2 separate regions of the Homo sapiens genome follow, and region 2 is linked to region 1. A link is a loop called in an ENCODE intact Hi-C map of the cell type or tissue named here. Cell type or tissue: GM12878. All regions are shown on one strand. Links, peaks and the distances in the headings refer to the core of each region. The heading gives the core; the rest is flanking DNA. Region 1 overlaps SIPA1L1 (signal induced proliferation associated 1 like 1). Region 2 overlaps SIPA1L1 (signal induced proliferation associated 1 like 1).

The links. Hi-C counts contacts between places; a loop is a spot of excess contacts. Peaks named below come from ENCODE experiments on the same cell type or tissue, not always from the same donor. Only the 100,000 strongest peaks of a DNase experiment are listed, where the experiment ranks them.
Region 2: a loop joins it to region 1, with 3.0 times the contacts of the local background. A loop is called at or near these places in 3 of 110 quality-filtered maps.

Annotation. Positions count from the first base shown.
Region 1 is chr14:71,490,907-71,502,753 of GRCh38, forward strand. The region is part of intron 2 of SIPA1L1 (signal induced proliferation associated 1 like 1); the gene reads left to right. Among named protein-coding and RNA genes, the nearest start is that of SNORD56B, 98 kb to the left of the region's middle. In GM12878, for the core only: no CTCF peak of the experiment used is centred there; a DNase peak (open chromatin) is centred at 7,035; H3K4me3 peaks cover 665 bases; H3K27ac peaks cover 4,930 bases.
Region 2 is chr14:71,426,140-71,437,986 of GRCh38, forward strand. The region is part of intron 2 of SIPA1L1 (signal induced proliferation associated 1 like 1); the gene reads left to right. Among named protein-coding and RNA genes, the nearest start is that of SNORD56B, 34 kb to the left of the region's middle. In GM12878, for the core only: no CTCF peak of the experiment used is centred there; DNase peaks (open chromatin) are centred at 4,632 and 4,972; H3K4me3 peaks cover 452 bases; H3K27ac peaks cover 3,926 bases.

The DNA.
Region 1 (11,847 bases), core at 2,206-10,205:
AGGTAGGGGTTTAATAGGAATGAAGATGCCTGTTCCTGATACTGGGAAGTTTGCTTATTTAACTTAGTAGCAATGATATTTATCATATCCTAATATTTTATAATGCTCTGTATATCACTGAGTGCTTAAGTAGTTACCCTTTTTAATCCTCAGAGTCCTCCCTTCAAACAGACAGGATGTCGATATTTAAAAATAAAAAGAAATTAAATTCACCTATTAATATATTTCTAACTCATTGGAAAGGAAATGTCAACTACCAGTTGATTTTCAAGAGTCTCTTTAATTTCAGTTTTGTTTTTCCTTCATTACAGCAGGATACTCAAGCAAACTGAATGTGGCTCTTGGAAACTCTGAGCTATCTTTGGGTTCAGTTCTCTGAAGTTTAAATTACAGTTGTTCCTTTTGGTGATCATCATTCATTCCTCTTTTTCCCCTTGAGCCCCTTCTATGTGTCAGGCCTAGGTTCTGGGGACAGTATATCTCCAAACTGACATTGTACTTATCTTCATGGAACTTAATGGCTTAGTGGAAGAGAAATGAAACAAATATGGACATATGAACTGTAATCAGTGCTCTAGAAGCAATATAAGCAGTAGTATTAGGGAGCAACCTGTTTGTTGTTGTTGTTGTTGTTGTTATTGTTGTTTTGAGATAATCTCATTCTGTCGTCCAGACTGGAGTGCAGTGGTGCAATCATGGCTCACTGCAGCCTCGACCTCCCCGGCTCAAGCAATCCTCCCACCTCAACCCCACAAGTAGCTGGAACAACAGTCAAATGCTCAGCCTGCCTTGGCTTCCCAAAGTGCTGAGATTACAGGCGTGAGCCACCGTTTCAGGCTTAATGTTTTATTTCAAACACACACACACACACACACACACACACACACACACACACACACACACACACCCCTTCCCCCGCCCCCCCACATGAAGAGTTGGCATTTGTAGGCTACATTTTCAGTAAATTGTAAATGAAGAGAATTATGAGAATTTACCTGATAATCCTCATTTATTATAGTTCGGGTTGTGCGTGTGTGGGAAAAATGCTGTCCTGTTTCTGCTAATCCAAGTCTGTCAGCACCATCTCCCCTCTGTCACCTAATGATTTGACTGTATTTCAACCTGTGTAATGGCGAGGCACCACGGTAGCTAGCATTGGCCGAGATGCCTGTCCTTGACAACAAGGTCTTTGTTTGGCTGTGTTGGGAAATATTGGCTACTACCAGGGCTGAGTGCAAAGAGGGTGGTATAGTAACTCAGTTTTTCGTGCTAGCAGCCTGATGGCACAGTTACAGCAAGGATTTGGCAGGAAGGAGCAAGTGTGGATTGCTTGAAGTTTCAAGGGGAGATGAGGCAGGAGAGAATTTAGAACTGTGGTGTTGTTTTTATTAGTTTAGAAGTTTTAATCTTCAATATAGCCGTGTTTTTTTCCAACAGCATAAAGGGTCAGCTTGATGCCCTGTTAAAAAAGAGCCAGAAGTGGGGTTTACAGGTGACAATTTTAGTGTGTTCCTTTTCTTTAAGAAAAATCTTTGATTCTGAAAGAGCTTGACAGAGCTGTTTAATAGTGTGGACATCTGTTGAGGCAGATAGCAGTTTTCTGGATATAGGTCATGTTAATATAAACTCTGGATATAAACAACCTCTGCTGTCTGCTTCAGACTTGAAGACTGTGTGATAGGACCAGGCCCGTGCGGTAGCTCTTTAGTGGTCAGAATATTTGTGAGTGAAAGCCGCTCTTATTTTTCAGAGACAGGAGCTCACTCTCTCGCCCAGGGCACAATTATGGTTCACTCCAGCCTCAATCTCCCAGGCTCAAGCGATCCATCTCAGCTTCCCAAGTAGCTGGGACCATGGGCATATGCCACCATGCCTGGCTAGATTTTTTTTTTTTTTTTAATGTAGGGATGGGGTCCACTCTATTGCCCAGGCTGGTCTCAAACTCCTGGGCTCAAGCAATTCTCCCACCGTGGCCTCCCAAAGTGCTGGGATTATAGGCATGAGCCATTGTGCCCAGCCAGTAAATGGCATTTTCATACATTTACCTCCTTTTTTGTTGTCCCGGAAGGCAGAATCTGGGATCTCTTTTACTTATGTAACTGTTCTCCAATTTCCAAATCAATTTATATCGAAAGAATATATCTGTGGTGCCTGCCCCTTTATCCCTCCCCCAAAACATAGGTATTTATTTTTTTAGAGACAGGGTCTTGCTCTGTCACCCAGGCTGGAGTGCAGTGGTGTGACTGTAGCTCTGTAGCTTTCTGCAGCCTTGAACTCCTGGGCCCAAGCAATTTTCCTGCCTCAGCCTCCTGAGTAGCTAGGACTACAGGTGCCCAAACCCTCCACGCCCCCAGTTTTTTTTATTTTTGGAGTGATGGGGTTTCACCATGTTACCCAGGCTGGTGTTGAATCCTGGGCTCAAGCAGTTTTCCCCATTCACCCTCCCAAAGTGCTGGGATTACGGGTGTGAGCTATTGCACCTGGCGAAAGTAGTTGTTGAAGAACTACTTGGGCAGATGGGAGGTCTTGTTTTACTGCTATGTTTGTGAACAATACAAATTCAATTATTTTTGTGGATGTGACTTCTAGAGAAACAATTAAATTGATTAACCAGAGTGACTGAGGAGACTTTCATTATGTTTCTCCAAGGACATAATGTTGAACAACAAAAAAAGTATTTTGACAAAGTATCATCACCAAAGTATCCCTCATCAGAATATATAGCACAGGCTGGAAACTTGGATTATTGTTTCTTACCTAAAAGCAGTCAGTGGAACAAAGGTTATGTATGTTCTGTTAGCAGTGAAGCTGATACTATAAAGTCTATATGATTTTATTCAAATGGATTAAGAAAATTAACGTGTGTTTATATTTGGAAAACGTCAGATATTTTATGAATAAATTTTAATTCAGCAAATATTTGTTTTTATTACTCCTTAAAGGATAGATTCAGCATTTTGTTTGTTTTTTAATATTATGAAGGAACTTTATACTCCTGATCACTGATGATGTGGGCAGGCCAGCCCGAAGGGACTCCGTGGTTCAGTCTTTACCATGCAATAGCACAGGGGCTTTTGCTTTTAAACATGAGTTCTCTGATTGGGTAGTGCTTGTGTGAGTATTGAAAAATCTCTACAATTGAGGCTTTGGAAGGTTATCAGTTTTACACCTTCTTGTCCTATTCAGATGCCTTTAATTTTTGTTCTGTTTTATTTTGTTTTGCCTTCTTGTAACAGTTAGAATCTTCATTGGATTGTTGAATAGAAATGGTGACAGTGGACGTCCTTGTTTTGTTCCTGATGTTAGAGGGAAAGCTTTCAGTCTTTTACTGTTGGTATGATGTTTGTTCAGGCTGAGGAAGTTCCCTTATGTTCCTGGTTTACTAAGGCTTTTTTTCTTTTTCTTTTTAAATCATTAGTGGTGTTGAATTAAATTTTTCAAGTGCTTTTTCTGTATATATTGATATAATCGTGTGGCTTTTTGTCCTTTATTAATATGTTGTATTAAATTAATTGACTTTTGGAGGTTATAATAATTGATTTTTGGATGTTAAACCATACTTGCTAAGATGAATCCCGTTTGGTCATAGTATCTAATTGAGATTTTCTTTTCTTTTCTTTTTTTTTTTTTTTTTGAGACAGGGTCTTACTTACTGTGTCACCCAGGCTGGAGTGCAGTGATATGATCTTGGCTTATTGTAGCCTCATCCTCCTAGGATCAAGCGATCCTCCCGCTTCAGCCTCAATAGTAGCTGGGACTATAGGCACACGCAACCTCATCCAGCTAATTTTTAAAATTTTTTGTAGAGATGGGACCTTACTATATTGCCCAGGCTGGTTACTCCTGCCTCAGCCTCCCGAGTAGCTGGGACTACAGGTGTGCACCACCTTGCCTGGCTACTTTGTGTATTTTTAGTAGAGACAGGGTTTCACCATGTTTAGTCAGGCTGGTCTCAAACTCCTGACCTCGTGATCCACCTGCCTTGGCCTTCCAAAGTGCTGGGATTACAGGCATGAGCCACTGCGCCTGGCTCAGGCTGATCTTGAACTCTCGGGCTCAGTTGATCCTCCCATCTTGGCCTCCTAGAAGTGCTGGAATTACAGGTGGGAGCCACTGCACCCAGACAGAGGATTTTTTAATTGAGAATTTTTGTTTGTAAATTCTTGAGGAATATTGGTTCATTGTTTTCTTATTTTGTAATGCTCTTGTCTGGCTTTAGTATTGTGGTAATATAAAATGAGCTGGGAAGTGTTGTCTCTTTCTCTGTTTTCTAGAAGAGTTCGTGAAGAATTGGCATTGTTTCTTTATGTATCTGATAGAATTCCATGGTGAAGCCATCTAGTCCTGGTATTTTCTTTTTGGGAAGATTTTTAATTAGTAATTCAATTTCTTGTTTTAGGTATATTGAGATTTTCTGTTTCTTCTTGAGTTGGTATTGGTTATTTATGTCTCTCTAGGAATTTGTCCATTTAATCTAATTTGTCTAATTTGATGGCATACTGTTTTTATATTTTCTTTTATATATTTAAAATATATTTATATTTTATACTGTAGGGTCAATAGTGATGCTCCCTCATTTATTCCTGATTTTGGTAATTTTGGGGGGGATAATTTTCTTTTTTTCTTGGTCAATCTAAATAAAGCTTTGTCTATTTTATTTACTTTTTCAAAGAACCAGCTTTTGGTTTTATTGACTTTTACTGTTTTTCTGTTTTCAGTTTCATTGGGTTTTGCTCTAAACTTTAACTTCTTTCTTTTGGCTTGCTTGGGGTTACTTTACTGTTTAGTTTCTTAAAGTGAAGACGATTGAGATCTTTCTTATTTTCTAAAATAGGTTTAAGTTTAAAGCTATAAAATTCTCAGCTGTGAGCAGTGTTTCACACCTGTAATCCCAGCACTTTGAGAGGCCAAGGTGGGAGGATCATTTGAGGCCAGGAGTTCGAGACCAGCCTGGGTAACATAGTGACACTCCATCTCTACAAAAAAAAAAAAAAAAAAAAAAAAAAAGAAGAAGAAAGAAAAAAAGAATCAGTTGGGTTTAATGGCATGTGCCTGTGGTCCCATCTACTTGGGAGGCTGAGTTGGGAGGATTGCTTGAGACTGCTGTAGTTAGCCATGATCTTGCTGCTGCACTCTAGCCTGCAAGATCCTGTCTTAAAAAAAAAGAAAAAAAAAAAAAAAGCTATAAAATTGTCTTTAGCCACAGCTTTAGCTGCATCCCATAAATTTTGACATGTTGTATTTTTGTTTTTATTCAGTTTAAGGTATTTTAAAATTTTGAGCTGGGTGTGGTGGCATATGCCTGTGGTCCCAGCTACTCAAGAAGCTGAAGCAGGAGGATCACTTGCACCAAGGAGTTCAAGGCCAGTCTGGGCAACATAGCGAGGCTCCATGTCTAAAAATAAAAATTGTATTAATGATGATAATAAATATATTTCTTAATTTTGCTTGTGATTTTTTTTTTCTTTGACCCATGGGTTGTTTGGATGTTATTGTTTGATTTTCAAGTATTTGGAGATTTCTCAAATTTCTTTTGATTGTAGATTTTAATTCTTTGTGATCAGCAAACATATTTTATATTATTTCAATCCTTCTAAATTTGAGACTTGTTTTGTGACATTGCAAATGGTCTAACCTGGACCTTAAAAAGAATGTGTATTCTGCTGTTGTTGGATGAAGTTTTCTATAGATGTCAGTTAAGTCAGTATGGTTAATTATACTGTCTAGTGTTTATACCCTTGCTGATGTTTTGTCTGGTTATTCTGTCAATTATTTAGAGTGGAGTTTTGAAGTCTTCAATTATTAATGAATTGTCTCTCTCAGTTCTGTTTCATTTGTTTTGGTGCTCTGTTGTTAGGTTGCATGTAGGTTTTTAATTATTATATTTCACTGATGACCCTTTTATCATTATAAATTGTCCCTCTTTTTCTCCAGTAATGTTTTTATCTTAAACTAAAAAGAGAATCCTTTAAAAATGATCCTGGGCTGGGCGCGGTGGCTCACGCCTGTAATCCCAGCACTTTGGGAGGCCGAGGCAGGAGGATCATGAGGTCAGGGGATTGAGACCATCCTGGCCAACATGGTGAAACCCCACCTCTACTAAAATACAGAAATTAGCTGGGCATGGTGGCGCGTGTCTGTAATCCCAGCTACTCAGGAGGCTGAGGCAGGAGAATCACTTGAACCCAGGAGGCAGAGGTTGCAGTGAGCTGAGATCACGCCACTGCACTCCAGCCTGGGCAACAAGAGCAAAACTCCATCTCAAAAAACAAACAAACAAAAAAACAAAAAAAAAGATCCTACAGTTTTATTTATTTTTATTACAATGGGGTCTTGCTATATTGCCCAGGCTGGTCTTGAACTCCTAGACTCAAGGGATCGTTCTTCCTTGGCCTCCCAGAATGCTGGGGATTACAGATGTGAGCCACCACACCTGGCCCATACCGTTCTAAATGATCATACACATATACAATCCCAGGAATTTAAATACATGTATGGATTTTTGTGACTTTCATTATAATAAAGATTCAGAAGAGTTTTGTAACCCCCTAAAACTCCCTCATGCTACCCCTTTATAGTCACCTCTTTGCCTACCTATAATCTCTGGCAACCACTGATCTGCCATCCATTCCTGTAGTTTTTTCTTTTAAAGAATGTCACTTAACTTAATAAATTGGGATGTTATATAAGTGGAGCCATACAGTATATAATCTTCCAAGACTAGCTGCTTTCACTAAGCTTGCCTTTGAGATTCATCCAAGCTGTTGCATGTATCAGTAGTTGCTTTTTATTTCAGGATATTCCATTGTGTGGATATACCAATTTGCTTATACAATCACCTGTTGAAGGACACTTGAGTTGTTGCCAGTTTTGAGTGATTGTGAATAGAGCTGCTATGAACATTTGTGTCCAGATTTTTCTGTTAATGTAAGCTTTCATTTCTCTAGGATAGATGCCCAGGTGCATGATTTCTGAGTCATAGGGTAAGTGCTTTATGAGAAACTGCCAAACCACTTTCACGAGTGACTGTATCATTTTTCGTTCTCACCAGCAATGTTGGAGAGTTCTCATTTCCCATTCTTGCCACTACATGGTATTGCCAGCATTTTAAATTTTGGCCATTTTAATAGGTGTGAGTGGGATCTTCTTATGACTTTAATTTGCATCTCCCTAATGGCTAATGGTGGTTTCAGACATCTTTCATGTATTTGCTATCTTTGTACCTCTTTGGTGGAGTGTCCTCTTTAAGCTTTAAATTTGCTATGTTAACCTTTTCTGAGAAATCTTATTTTAGGTACACTTAAAAATACAATCTTTTCTTGATAACAAAGTCATTGTATGAACTGTAATTTTCATATGGGTTTGAAATTACAGGGAAGCTAGCAATGACTATTGAGTGGTGTAAGGCTGCTTATGTCTCTTTCAGGCATTCCTTTTCTGCTGTTAGCATGCCTGATTCTGGCAGTGCTTCCACTTCCATTCGGTTTTTGGTTTACTGCTTTTATGAAATGATCATGAATAAGGCTATAAGAATCATGTTTGAAAAAAAATAGTGAAGTGCTTCTCAGTAAATTCCCCAAGAGCTCTTCTCTAAGGAAAGTACATAAACTCTGTAACATCTGTTTTAGTGCTCCTCCAAACTGGGGGCCCTGAAATTCATCTGAGGAGTCTGTGAGTGTGAATCTGTGTGTGCAGTGAGCATTGTCTATGAGCTGAATAAACAGTATTCCATGCAGTACATATTCTACTATTTTCAGAATTATATGGATGCTGTTGAACAATCTTGAGTTTGGGTAGTTTTTGTTTTTTCTTTATGTAATTTGCCTACCAACTCTTTTGCTGCTTTTTCTAGTCCGTGATGTGGTGAGTAGAATTTTTCAGATGGAGCTTTCTTGATAAGTGAGGTATTACTGTTTGTGACTAGTCAGGACAGGATGAAGTAGGCTTTTTGTTTGTGCTGTTTAACCATAGGTTATCAAATGTTCTTTACAAGGCTTATATTAATTTATTAATTTTTGATGATGTAGTATTGCATACTTTTGCTGAAAAGCATTTTGGGAAAATTAGGATACTTCAGATTCTTCAAATGATAGGGTTTATATGATTTGTCATTAACACTAATCTAACAAGTGACAAGAAAAAGTATATTCCTCAAGTTGTTATTGCATAAAAGAAACATTTAAATCATGGTTTGCAGGGTTGATTCTTTCCCACATTCATCAAGTCATTTTGATGCTTTTATTATAAATAAAACTTGATTAGTAGATTGTTAGTTTAATCAAAGATTATAAAAATAGAAAAGGAGGTGGCACGTGCCTGTAGCTACCTGGTAGGGTGAGGTGGGAGGATCACCTGAGCCTGCGGAGGTTGAGGCTGTAGTGGGCTATGATCGTGTCACTGCATTCCAGCCTGGATGACACAGTGAGACCCTGTCTCAAAAATATGTATATATCTATACAGAGAGAGAAAAGGAAACTCTTCCTATGTATGTAATTTATATAAGCACAACATCTGCTTGCGTATTGTTGACCAGATTTTTTCTCAAGTTTTTAAAGTACTTTGCTGCTTTGCATGCCTCATCCTGTCAAGCAAGTTCTTGTTTAAGGAATATGTAATTGTATCATAATATGGTAATTTGTTATGCAAATATCATATCTTAAATTATCAATCTAACAGCTTTATTTTCCTCAGTTATTTTTGGTTCTCATTTCAGGATGTGAAATAGGATAGCAATAGAAATTAGCAAAAGGAAAAAAAAGGTGATTGATGTGCTAAATAATCATTGCCCTAATTTTAGTAATGAGATATTCAGGGGTGTAATTTGTTTTGGGGGGCTTTTTTGATTTGTTTTGTTTCACATTACTTAGATTCTCAGTTTCTTCATGATATTAAAGCAAAACCTGTCTTTAAGAGCCACTGTGCAAAATTGTTTGAATGAGAATAGAAATTTAAAATCGTTTAATTGAGAAGGAGGTCATTGATATGTGTCCCACCAGAAACCAGAGATTCAGTTCCTAACCATTTTTCACTAAAATAAGCCCTAAGGTTCTTTTTTATTGAGCAATTATGCCAAATTTGTTAGAAATTAAAATCTTTGCATAAACTTCTTTAAAATATCTATTATAAACATGCTAATATTAGTTGAATTAGTCTAAACATTCCTTTTTTTGACATTTGGACGTAGTGTTTGAGTGTCATTGAGATTAACTAGATAAAGGAAGACATTGATAAGTTGAACATTAAAATTAAGAATTTCTCTTCAACAAAATAAAAATTAAGAGCAAAAAGGCAAGTTACAGAGTGGGAGGAAATATTTGCAACACATACATCCAACAGAGCACTCATAACCACAATACATAAAGAGCTACAAATCAATAAAAGCGTGACACTCCCTCCCTCTTGCCTTCCCCCAGCCAAAGATCTAAGACTTGAAGAAGCAATTCACAAAAGAAGATGCTCATTTGGACAATAAAATAAGCCTCTTAAAAGGCCCTCAAAATCATATGGTGGAAGCGCAAATTAAAGCCACAGTTGTATTATTATATTCTTACCAGTAGAACAAATGAAAAAGATAACTCCAAGTGTAGAGCAATTGGACAGCTCTGCTCGTGGAAGTATAAATTGCAACTTATACACCCTGCTAGTGGGAGTAAAATTGCTAGAACTTTTGACCCAGCAGTTCCACTACCAGGTGTACAGATACAATGGAAACACACACATCTGTGCCCCAAAGAATATGCCAAAAGTGTTTATAGCAGCATTATTTGTGCTTGCATCAAACTAGAATAGAACAAAATGTTCATCAAAAGTTAGAAGGGGGCAGGGTGCAGTGGCTCACTCCTGTAATCCCAGCACTTTGGGAGGCCAAGGCGGGCGGGTCACCTGAGATCGGGAGTTTGACACCAGCCTGACCAACATGGAGAAACCCCATCTCTACTAAAAATACAAAATTAGCTGGGCATGGTGGCGCATGCCTATAATCTCAGCTACTCAGGAGGCTGAGGTAGCAGAATTGCTTAAACCCGGGAGGCAGAGGTTGCGGTGACCCGAGATCGTGCCATTGCACTCCATCCTGGGCAACAAGAGCGAAACTCCGCCTCCAAAAACAAAACAAAACAAAAACATTAAAAGGTGCCGAGTGCAGCGGCTCAGGCCTGTAATCCCAGTACTTTGGGAGGCCAAGGCAAGAGGATTGCTTCAGCTCAGGAGTTTGAACCAGCCTGGGGAACATAGTTAGACGTCATCTCTATAAAAAATTTTAAAAATTAGCTGGGTGCAGTGGTGTGCATCTGTGGTCCCAGCTACTTGGGGGGCTGAGGTGGGAGGATCGCTTGAGCCCAGGAGTCGAGGCTACAGTGAGCCATGTTGAAGCCACTGCACTCCAGCCTGGGTGACAGAGCGAGACCCTGTCTCAAAAATAAATAAATAAATAAAAATAAATATATATGAAGAAAAAAGATAAATGGTGAAATCCTCTGTAGTATTTTGCTTTCCATAGCAACAAAGATGAAGTTCACAATGTGAAACAAAAGAAGACATAAGAAAGTGTACATATTCTCTGACCCCATTTAAATAAATTGCTTTTCCCATGTTGTAAAGTGACCATACAAAAACAGGCAGAACTAATCTGTGGTGCTGGAAGTCAAAATGGTTGTTAGCACTGGAGGTTACTGAGGACTTATGAGGGTGGCTTCTGAGGTGTTGGTAATGTTCTCTTTCCTGATCGAGTAGTAGTTACAGTGGTCGGTTCAGTTTCTGAAAGTTCTAAAAGATGTACATGTAGAATTTGTACGTTTCAGTTTTTATAAAAGCTTCATTAAAAAATTAATTGAAGTCTGGGCACAGTGGCCTCATGCCTGTAATCCCAGCACATTGGCAGGCCAAGGTGGGAGGATTGCTTGATTTCCAGGAGTTTGAGACCAGCCTGGGTCTCAAACCATGGCGAAACCCCGTCTCTACAAAATAAATAAATAAATAAATAATACAAAAATTAGCTGAGCATGTTGGCATGTGCCTATAGTCCCAACTGTTCGGGAGGCCGCGGTGGGAGGGCCACTTGAACCCGGGAAGTAGAGGCTGCTGTGAACTGCCAGTACACTCTACCCTGGGCGACATAGTAAGACCCTGTTTCCAAAAAAAAAAAAAAAAATCTTCATTGAACATAGCTTTTTTTTTTTTTTCTTCTGTGTGTCATATTGTAGCCTGGTATGCTAACAAGTAATTAGAATTCTTCAGTATTAGCCATGGTTGTTCTTAAAAACCATTTTACCTTCATGGACTGATGCTTTTATTTGGCTATTTTGGTTTTACTATCATGAGAGCCTTTGAGATACTTGAAAAAAAAAAAAAATATATATATATATATATATATATTTGAGACAGAGTCTCGCTGTGTTGCCAGGCTGGAGTGTAACCTCCGCCTCCAGGGTTTAAGTGATTCTCATGCCTCAGCCTCCCGAGTAGCTGAGACTACAGGCACATGCTACCATGCCTGGCAATTTTGTGTGTGTGTGTGTGTGTTTTTAGTAGAGACAGGGTCTCACTATGTTGGCCAGGCTGGTTTCAAACTCCTGGCCTCAAGTGATCCACCCGGCTCAACCTCCCAAAGGGATTACAGGCATGAGCCACCATGCCCAGCCTAGAATCTTGAGTATTTTAAAAGCCCAGAAACAAAAATTTTTGGCTATTAGGGTAGAGTATGTTAAATATGAAAACTTGTCAACATTTAAAACATGTTGCAGATAACTAAAATAAAATACTCTTATTCCTAGTGACCCATTTAATCCAGAGAGACTATTTTTCACCTACATTAGTGCAAATGTAGTTATGGTTTAATATACTTCTCAG
Region 2 (11,847 bases), core at 1,243-9,242, 66 kb before region 1:
TTAATCTTTAAACACATGTCCTTTGTCTATCAGAGGTTGTTTTTATCTGTTCTACCATTCTCTGTCTTTTTTGATTAGAGAGTTTAATCCATTTACATTTAAAGTAATGACTGATAAGGAGGCACTTTTGTCATGTTGCTATTTGTTTTCTACATGCCTTGTAGCTTTTTGGTTCCTTATTTCTAGCATTAACTGTTGACTTTTGTATTTGTTTGTTTGTTTGTTTTTAGTGAAACCTTTAAAATTTTTTTTTTCTTGTTTGTATTCTGTAGGTATTTTCTTTGTGGTTACCATAGGAATTACATTTAACATTCTAAAGTCATAATACCCTAATTTGAATTTCTTTCTTTTTTTTTTTTTTTTCCCAAAGACAGAGTCTCACTCTGTTGCATAGGCTGGAGTGCAAGTGGTATGATCTTGGCTTACTGCAACCTCTGCCTCCCAGGTTCAAGCGATTCTCCTGCCTCAGCCTCCTGAGTAGCTGGGATTACATGCGTGCACCACCATGCCCAGCTAATTTTTTTGTATTTTTAGTATAGACGGGGTTTCACCATGTTGGCCAAGCTGGTCTCAAACTCTTGACCTCAAATGATCTGCCTGCCCTGGCCTCCCAAAGTGCTGGGATTACAGTTGTAAACCACTGCACCCAGCCTGAATTTATACCAGCTTAACTACATAAACTCTCTTCCTCTAATAGTTCAGGCACCACCTTTTTCACTGTTGATGTCACAGAATTACATCTTTATACCTTGTGTGCTCAAAAACATAAAGTAATAATGAACTAATAAGAGATTAGTGCATTCATTTCTTAAACCATGTAGAAAACAAAATGTGGCATTGTAACTAATAGCACTACCTTTTAGACTAAATTTTTAGAGAAAGTTTAGTCTCTTAAATCACAGAGCAAACAAAAAATGCAGTTACAGACTGTTTTTACAATGATACTTTTATAATTGCTCCTGCATTTTCTTTTATTGAAGTCTTTATTTCTTTATGTGGCTGCAAGTTACTTTTTAGTGTCCTTTTATTTTTACCCTGCAGGGACTTCTTTTATCATTTCTTGCAAGACGGGTCTAATGGTAGTCAACTTTCTCAGCTTTTTTTTTTGTCTGAGAATGTCTTCATTTCGCACCCACTTTTGAAGGACAGTTTTGACAGAATAACATTCTGGTTGATAGGTTTGTTTGTTTGTTTTTTGCACTTTGAATATATCTTCCTACTGCCTTTTGGCCTCCAAAGTTTCTGATGAGAAAACTGCTAATAATCTTAGGAGGATCCTTTGTATGTGATGAGTTGCTTTTCTCCTGCTGCTTTCAAGATTCTATCTTTGTCTTTAGAAAGATATTATAATGTGTATCAATGGGGGTCTCTTTGAGTTTTCTTGTCTCCTTTTGGAACTCTCACAATGTATGTGTTGCTTAGCTTGATGGTGTCCCATAGGTCCCCTGGCTCTGCTCACTTTTCTACAGTCTTCTTCCTGTTTCTCAGACTTGATCATTTTCATTGTCCTCTCTTCAGGTTCACTGATTCTTTCTTCTGCATCCTCAAATCTGCCTTTGATTCCCTCAGTGGATTTTTCATTTCTATTGTGCATTTCAACTTCAAAAATTTTTTTCTGGATTTTGCATCTCTTTATGAATATTTTCATTTTGCTTATGAATTTTTTTTTAAGTTTCTCTACATCTTCCTTTAGTTCTTTGTTTATCTTTAACATGGTTGTTTTTGTCTAGTAAATCTGCCAACAAGTATTTTTCAGGGTCAGTTTTTAATTTATTTTTTCCTTTGAATGGGCAGTATTTTCCTGTTTGTGTTTCTTGTGATTTTGTTGTTGTTGTTGAAAACTGGACACTTTATTTTTTTATTTTTATTTTTTTTGAGATGGAGTCTCATTTTTTTGAGATGGAGTGCGGTGGTGTGATCTTGACTCACTGCAGCCTCCACCTCCCAGATTCAAGCGATTCTCCTGCCTCAGCCTCCCAAGCAGCTGGGACTATAGGTGTGTGCCACTGTGCCTGCTAATTTTTGTATTTTTAGTAGTGATGGGGTTTTGTTTGCCATGTTGGCCAGGCTGGTCTCGAACTCCTGACCTCAGGTGATTCCCCCCACCTCAGCCTCCCAAAATGCTGGGATTACAGGCATGAGCAACCATGCCTGGCTGAAAACTGGACATTTTAATCTCATAATGTGCCAACTCTGGAAATCAGATTCTCCCCCTTCCTTATGATTTGCGGTTTTTTTTTTCTTTTTTACTGGTTTTATTTTTATTTTTATTTTTATTGTAGGCTGTCTGTGTGCTGATGATCAATCTGATGTGTAAATTTAAGGTCTTTTCAGATATTTTCTGAGTCTGCACCTTTCCCTGACCATGCATGGTCACGTTCTAATTTTCCCCATATATGTGGTTGCTTTTGAATGGCCTAGTCTTTAATGTCTGGCCCTTAAAAGGGGTAAAGAGAAAATTGAATGGGGGTTGGGGAGAAGGGCTCTGGCCTGTTAAATGCCCTGAAGTCCCTTTGGTCAAAAAGGAGGGGCTTCCTGCAAGAGGGGAGGTTCAACAACAGTGGCCTCTTTGCACTTTTGTGATCAGAAGCAGCAGTCAGCCATTAGAGCACAGATCCCTGATATTTAGAGGGCAGGGTCCTTTTTGCCCATCCTGGCTCTTGCCAGCTGTGTGCAAACTACTCTAGGAAATGTGTGCCCAGCTACCTGCCCCAGGACTTGGGGTAGATGATGGGTAGCTGCAACTACGGTAAGAGCCAAAATTAAATGAAAATAACCTCAATGAACTGTTCAGGCTTTCTGCTAGAAGTTGCAAGTTTTCCATAGATTCCACAGCTCCAAAATAATTATTTTGGATAGATTCTGCCAGTGCATCTATTGTCTGGGCGGGAAGACAGATTCCTGATACTTGCTACTCTGTGATCATCCCAGAACCTGCTCCTCAATTTCATTTTAATTTAGTAATAGTTGCTGAGATATTATTTTTATTTCACCGTATTATTTAATCCCAAGTCACTTGATAACATTTTGTTTTTGTGGGACATTTTTTCAAGATTAATTTTTTAATAGAAGTAATAAATTAGTCCATTTATAAGGTTTGAGTGCCTGTTTCCTCCCCACTTCCCTCGTCCTGGTTCTCTGGCTTGCTCTCCACTGGTAAACAGTTTGTTGATTTGGTACTTTTATTTTTATTTATAATATAAAAGCATTGTATTTTTGTATTTTAGAAACTTCACATAATTGCCATTGTATTTAATATCTGTAATTTTTTTTTTTTATTCAACAACTGGCTTTGGATAGGTATTCATGTTGGTTCATATAATCCCAGTTCATCCTTTTTAACTGCTGCCTAGTCATGGGGATTGATTTTTTTTTTCTTCATTTTTCCCATTGCTGAACTTCTAGATTGTTTCTGATAGTTCCTGATTATAAACAAGGCTGCAGGCAACATCCTTGTCCTTGGCTCTGTGTATATGGGCATGTTTCTCTATGCAGTTGTCAGGTCATGGGATATTGTAATAGACACTCTCGAATTGCTTTATCTAAGTGGCTTCCATCAGCAGAGGATAGGTTCTTTAGTCCTATATGTTTATATGTGGAGAAATGGTACAGGATAGGAACTGTGTTTGAAGACCTGATGTATATTTACAAATAGGTAGATCTCATTAGCTTATAATATTTGGCTTTGAAGTTGAAGGCTAGTTTTATTCATTGCACTGTATTTTGCTATCAGATGTGAATTTATTTAGAAATAAAGAATTCTGCTGTTGAATAATTGCAGGTAAATTACTATAATTACCATTGAGCTTTTATGTAAAAGTAACACCTTGTTTTACAATCTGTGCATTGGGGGTAAAGCTAGGTGTGAGGGTTGTCTTAAGTGCTTCTGAAGTTTGGAAGACTTCTTCAGTTAACTGCTAATCTGTGTTCTAATGGCTGAGGGATGTGTTGTATATTCAGCATCACACCTACCTCATTATGGACACCACAGGCAGAGGGAATACATAATTAAATGAGAGCTACTGCTGGGCAGAAATAGGCACACCACCTCCTCTAGTTTCCCTTAAAGGACTGTTGGTTTCAAAGTAAGAATGGTATTTATTCTTTTCCTTTTTTTTTGCATGGTTGTCTGGTATGATGGGGAATATTTCTTTCTTCCTTTTGATCTTTTAAGAAAATAAAAAACTGTAATACTTATTTTATCAATAAATTATTTTCAGAAGCTTTGGTTTTTGAAGTTATCAGTCTTCATATGCCACTTCTTTCTCCACAATAGTTACGTCTGTTCCATTTTATCTCTACAATCCTCTAGCTGGAGATCTCATCAGTATTCTGAGCCTCACTCTATTCATCTAACAAATGGGGCTAATAAGCCAGGAGCCCAGCAGGGTTTTTGGGAGCATGAGGTTGTCAGTGCAGTGCCTCATAGGAAACAAGCTGCACGGGACCAGAGAAATCACTTAATCCAGCCTTCTCCTATAACAGATGAGAAAACTGAGGCTGAGTGTCACATAATGTGTAGCTTCTCTCCCTTTTGTTTGTGCTTAACTAATATCTTTCTCAGTTGTGGGATCACTTTGCGACTCTGCTTCTTGAGAAACCACAGGGGCAGCTTTTGCACAGGGCATTTTCCTTGCTTGCAATTTCTCTTTCTTTTCACCACCTGTCAAGTCACCTTGCCCTCCCTTTGAAACACATTCAAATTCATTTCCTCAGGGAGGCTTTTCTAGTTCATCCTTAAAGATGGGTATTTCAAATCCTGATCAACTCAGTTTTATCCTTCACTGTGGAAATGTGAAGGACCTATTATTGATATTATTATAAAGGTCCTATATAGATATACATATACACTTATATTTTTTGTTATTTAGGGAAAAAAAACTTCTTGAGAACAAATTTGTTAGCAGCGCAGTGTTATTTGTGTATTTTGAAAGGGACAGTTTCAGTTGATGAGATAATTAAATGCACGATATGCTTTTAGCATGTTAACTCCTACTCACAGATCCTTGTTCTGCTTTTCATACAATCAGCTTTCAAGCTAGTAGTCCAGAGCTAAGGATTATGTTAAATAAGTTAGAAGAAAACCACCCACTGCTAATTCACATCTTTTCATATGGGTGAATATTCTTGCAACTTTCCCCTACTGTGCTTTCTTCCACACTATGAAAAGAGGCAAATAAAGTAAAAATGTCAAGTAGCAGTATACACTCCTAAAGATAACTCACAGAAGTAGTTATATGTGGACTTAACTAGTACATAAAAGATTACATGAGGCTGGGTGTGGTGGCTCTCAGCTGTAATATCAGCACTTGGGAGGCTGAGGCAGGAGAATCGCGTGAGTCCAGGAGTTCGAGACCAGCCTGGGCAACATCGTGAGACCTAGTCTCTACAAAAAAATACAAAAATTAGCTAGGTATGGTGGAGCATGCCTGTACTTCCAGCTACTTGGGAGGCTGAGGTGGGAGGATTGCTTGAGTCTGGGAGGTCAAGGCTGTAGTGAGCTGTGATTGCACCACTGTACTCCAGCCTGGGCAACAGAGGCAAGATAGTGTCTAGAAAATAAATAAATAAATAAAAATAAATCACATGAAAGCCAAGTTGGACTTCATAATCCTTAACATGAATGAACTATAAGGGCCAAGGGAGGGCTCCTCTTGGCCTCTCTGAAGGTTTGATAGAAAATCAACTCAGAAAAGGCAGATTAATTGGAGAAAAGGCATGCAAATTTATTTAATGTGTGTACACAGAAGCTTTCAAAATGAAAACCCAAAGATACAGGGAAATTGTCTATTTTTATGCTTAGGTTCAACAGAGTATAGACAGCCGTGTAGAAATAGGCTTTGACAAAAAGGAGGTGATTAAATGGTAATCAGTTGAGTGGGGAAACTCAGCAGGGCCTGTCTAGGTGGTGCTTCTTGCTTTCTTTTTTTCTTTTTCTTTTTTTTAATTTTTGAGAAAGGATCTTGTCTCTGTAGCCCAGGCTAGAGTACATTGGCGTGATCACAGCTCACTGCAGCCTCAAACTCTTGGGCTCAAGCAATCCACCTGTTTCAGCCTCCGGAGTAGCTGGGACTCTAGACCTGTGCCACCTTGCCTGACTAATTTTTTATTTTTTGTAGAGATGAGGCCTTACTATGTTGCCAGGTTGGTCTTGAACTCCTGGGCTCAAGCAATCCTCCTGCCTCGGCCTCCCAGATTGTTGAGATTACAAGCATAAGCCACTGTGCCTGGCCTGCCTATCTAGATTCTTGTTGGCCTCTCTGAGCATGAATTCCTTCCCTCGGGGTCTGAGGCACAACCTTCTCTAGAATGGGGGCCTAACAACCTACAATCACACAAGGTAGTCAGATAATTTCTTTATGGCCAGTATTTACACAGAAAGGTGGAGGGAAAGTTATAGTAATGTATTTATGTTTTATGACTAGCTCTGAGGAAAGGGATTTCTGGTTTCTATGATCTGCCTTGGGAAAGAGGGATTCCAGTTTCTATGGTCAGCCTCAGCAGAGAGTGGGACTGAGAGACAGGAGGGCAGGAGAAGGTCAGAGAAAAGCGTTTGCTTCTGAGACCTTCATTTTGGGGTATTGTTTTCTGCACCTCAACAGAATGAACAATCAAATGAATGTTTGATTGTACAACATGCACATTTTTATTTAATTTCATAGTACTGAATAAATCCTTTTCACATTCATTTGCGAACTGCTTTTATATGCCCCTGATTTGTAATCAAATACTATTTTGTTTTTGTGGCTGGGCTGCTATGGAAATAGGAAGTAAATGTTACAGGTAGCTCTTCCACTGAACATGCACAAATGCATGTGTTGGTGTGTGTTTGTATGAAAGGATTATAAGATCTTTTGCTTAGAGTGTGAATGGAAAGGGGTATAATAGAGTTTTATATCTGGAAAGAACCTTATTTGTTATCTGTTTATAGGTGAGAATGGATATTTACAGAGATCAGGTGGTTTGACAAGGTTATTCTGCTGTATAGTGTTAGAGCTAAGGCTTAGAACTCTGAGTTTCTGGAGTTAGAGAGCACTCTTAATGCTTTGGGAGAAACTTAGCAGTATTCTTTTTACCCGTTCAGGGAACTCAGAGTCTCTATTTCCTGAATTATCTTTTGGATTTTGGATATTTGCAAGATTAGATTATCAATGGAGTTTGAAGGTAGACTCTTGTCTGGATATTATTATTATTTGAGATAGTGCCTCATTCTCTTTTCCGGACTGGAGTGCAGTAGTGCAATCACAGTTCACCATGGCCTCAACCTCTCGGGCTCAAGCAATCTTCCAACCTCAGCTTCCTGAGTAGCTGGGACTATGGGTGTGCGCCACCACGCCCAACTAATTTTTGTACTTTTTGTAGCGACGGGGCTTCACCATGTTACCTCGGCTGGTCTCAAACTCTTGAGCTCAAGGGATCCTGCCACCTCAGCCTCCCAAAGTGCTGGGATTACAGGCGTAAGCCACTGCACCTAGTGCTTGTCTGGACATTCTTAAGCATGCTGTCCATGAGTTTTTTTTTTCCTGAGAAAAGATCATTGAAGACCAAAACTTTGTCAAAATCGGAGTTTTATCACATTCTTACATTGCAAAATAAGGCACTTTTCATTGAAAAGGATTTTAATACCTTCCATGGAAAACATTCTTGAAAATCCAAGGCAATTTCATAGTTTCACCTTTTCAAATGTTGACTTTAAATGAATTATGCCCAACCTTTATTGTAAGGATTATATCTTATCTATCTTTATATTCTCTACAGCCCCTAGCACAGAGCAAAATGTCTAGAAAGTTGGAAGGTAGTATATTTAAAATGCCTCTCTATTTTCCCACTTAAATCCTTAGTGAGAATTACTTCACTTCTCTTTGTCCTTTGCTTTTCTCTTCCATGTGATTGTGACTAATGATCAAAGGAAACCCTTAGAATTGTTGAGACATTTGGAATACAAAATTTCTCACTAATTAAAAATTGGATCACTGGACCAGAACCTATTAATTTTGGCTTTCATTTGTTGAACTCTTTCTGTGTGGTAAATATTTGTCAGATTCTTTGAGTACAGAGATGAGTTTGACAGCCTCTACTGTTAAGGACCTGAAATCTAGTAGATGAGACAGATGTCCTGTATGTTTAGGTGCAGTAATGGATATATTTTAAAAGTGTTGAAGAAATACATATACTCTTGATGTTTCTTATTAGCAATATGTAGAAGGATATGAGTATCACAGATGAAGTAAGTTTAATCACAAAGTAATTAGATTTTTAAAAAGCTAAATTTTATGTTTTCATATGGATGTTACAAGTCCATGGAATAATATTCCAAGGTAATACAGTGAAGCTAAACTATATAAATTTTATTCAGATTTCACCTGTTTTTCTGTTCCTGTCCTTTTTGTTTTCCAGGATCTAATCCAGAAATGCCACATTTCATTTATACGTATGCTCTTTTGTTTGGTTTTGTTTGAGACAGGGTCTTGCCTTGTTGCCCAGGCTGGAGTGTGGTGGGACAATCATAGCTCACTGTGGCCTTGAACTCCTGGGCTCAAGCGATCCTCCCACCTCAGCCTCCTCAGTAGCTGGGACAACAGGTGTGCACCACCATGCCCAACTAACTTACTATTTTTTTGTAAAGTCAGAGTCTCTCCCTATGTTGTCCAGGCTGGTCTTAAACTCCTGGGTTCAAGTGATCCTCCCACCTTGGCCTCCCAAAGTCCTGGGATTACAGGTATGAGCCACTGTGCCCAGCAATATGTATGCTTCGTAGAAATTTATTTTTACACAAATGGTAGCATACTGTACTATGCTTTCATTGTGTTTTATTCCAGTTTTTACCTAGTCTCTTAATAATGGACTTTAAGTTGTTTCCAATCTTTTGATATTATTAACAGTGCTACAGTGGCTATCCTTGAGCTTGCAAGTATGCAGTTTATATGGAGGCATTTTTGGGTGGAAGAATATATTCGTATCTTTATTGCTAAACTGCCCTGCTTAAACATTGTATACATTTACACTCCTCTCAGCAATGTATGTGTTTTTCTTTTTTCTTTTTTTTTAAATTATACTTTAAGTTCTAGGGTACATGTGCACAACATGCAGGTTTGTTACATATATATACATGCGCCATGTTGGTGTGCTGCACCCATTAATTCATCATTTACATTAGGTATATCTCCTAATGCTATCCCTCCTCCCTTCCCCCACCCCACGACAGGCCCCGGTGTGTGATGTTCCCCTTCCTGTGTCCAAGTGTTCTCATTGTTCAATTCCCACCTATGAGTGAGAACATGCGGTGTTTGGTTTTTTGTCCTTGTGATAGGTTGCTGAGAATGATGGTTTCCAGCTTCATCCATGTCCCTACAAAGGACATGAACTCATCCTTTTTTATGGCTGCATAGTATTCCATGATGTATATGTGCCACATTTTCTTAATCCAGTCTATCATTGATGGACATTTGGGTGGGTTCCAAGTCTTTGCTATTGTGGATAGTGCCGCAATAAACATACGTGTGCATGTGTCTTTATAGCAACATGATTTATAGTCCTTTGGGTATATACCCAGTAATGGGATGGCTGGGTCAAATGGTATTTCTAGTTCTAGATCCTTGAGGAATCGCCATGCTGTCCTCCACAATGGTTGAACTAGTTTACAGTCCCACCAACAGTGAGAAAGTATTCCTATTTCTCCACATCCTCTCCAGCACCTGTTGTTGCCTAACTTTTTAATGGTCACCATTCTAACTGGTGTGAGATGGTATCTCATTGTGGTTTTGATTTGCATTTCTCTGATGGCCAGTGATGATGAGCATTTTTTCATGTGTCTGTTGGCTTCAGCAATGTATGTGTTTTACCTCCCCCTTGCAGGTAGCGTGTGATTTAACAATTCAATTTTGCAAATTTCATAGGTGAAAAAATGGAATTTTATCACTATTTTTCTGTGCATTTCTCTTGTTATAAGTGAGGTTGAACATACTATCGTGTGCTTAAGAACAATTTCCCTTTCTGTGAATTGACTCTGCCAATTTATCTATGGAAATAATGTTTTTATATAAAAAGGAAATTAGCACTTTGTGATAGGGGCTGCTAGTTTTTTCCAGTGGGTTTGTATTTTGTCGTTTATGGTAATTTTTGCTATATATGAATTTATTTTTGGATCATCAGGTTTATTACTATTCTACTTCATGGTTTTGGAATTTTATGTCTTACTTAGGTCTTAGGCTCTTCAAGATTATGAAAAAATATCTTGCTTTTAATACTTTGTGGGGTTTTATGTTTAAGACTTTAAATCAATTTGGGATTTATTTTAATGTGAGTTGGTATCCCATCCTCTTTTCCATGTGGCTGTATAGTTGTGCCAGCACCATTTATTGAACAATTTATCTTTTCCACACTGATGTCACATTTTATCTTATCAAATTCCTGAAGTCTTTTTAGAATGTTTGTTGTATCCATTGATTTGATGGCTTGTTCATGAACCAGTTTTAGACCTTTTAAATTATTATATATTTATAACATATTTTATACTATCTGGCAAATATTAAAGCTGGTCCCCCTTATTACTCTTCTTTTTTATAATTGCCCTCATTGTTCTTGTTTATTTTCCATATAAACTACAGACATACCTTCTGAATTTTTTTTTTTTTTTTTTTTTTGAGACAGAGTCTCACTCTGTCACCCAGGCTGGAGTGCAGTGGCACGATCTCGGCTCACTGCAACCTCTATCGCCCGGGTTCAAGTGATTCTCCTGCCTCAGTCTCTGGAGTAGCTGGGACTACAGGTGCGTGCCACCATGCCTGGCTAATTTTTTGTATTTTTAGTAGAGACGGGGTTTCACCGTCTTAGACAGGGTGGTCTCAATCTCTTGATCTCGTGATCTGCCTGCCTTGGCCTCCCAAAGTGCTGGGATTACAGGCATGAGCTGCTGCACCCGGCCAGCTTTTGAATTTCTAAAAGAATATCCTGATAATCTTATTGGGATTGCGTTAAATTTACTTATTAATTTAAAATTTTTAAAGCATTGATCCTCTAAGAATTTGTTTTGTGTAGCTCAAATATTTCTCATCTGCTTTTAAAAAAAAGTTGATTTTACAAAATTTGCTGGGAGTGGTAGGGGCGGCTCATGCCTGTAATCTTAGCACTTTTGGAGGCCGAGGCAGGAGGATTGCTTGAGCCCAGGAGTTCAAAACCAGCCTGGGCGATAGTGAGACCCTGTCTCTTAGAAACTACATATATATTTTACAAATTTATTTTTCTTTGAGGCAGAGTCTCGTTCTGTCACCCAGGCTGGAGTCCAGTAGCATGATCTCGACTTGTTGCAACCTCTGCCTCTGTGGTTCGAGGTATTTCGGGGTGCCTCAGCCACTTAAGTAGCTAGGATTACAGGTGTGTTTCACTTCACTTAGCAAATTTTTGTATTTTTGGTAGTTTCACCATGTTGGCCAGGCTGGTCTCGAACTCCTAGCCTCAAGTGATCTGCCCGCCTGGACTTCCCAAAGTGCTGGGATTCCAGGCGTAAGACACCGCGCCTGGCTTATTGTACAAGCATTTCATTACTGATACTACAGAGAGCAGTTACTCATCATACTACCTCTATCACAACAAACATTTCTGTTTTCCCTTTACTTTTAGTGATGCTGAATCATATTTTAGGGCCTTTATTATTATATATTCTGTAATTAGCAAGGCATCATGCATACAGTAGGTAAAAGTTTAGAGAGCTTGTCCATACCACTGTGGGATCCTCAATAGGAAGTAATTTGGAAGTATCTATTGAAATTTAAAATATACACAGGCATGTACCGTAACTCTTTAGTTGTTTACTCAGCATCTATCCTAAAGAAAACATGGGCCGTGACT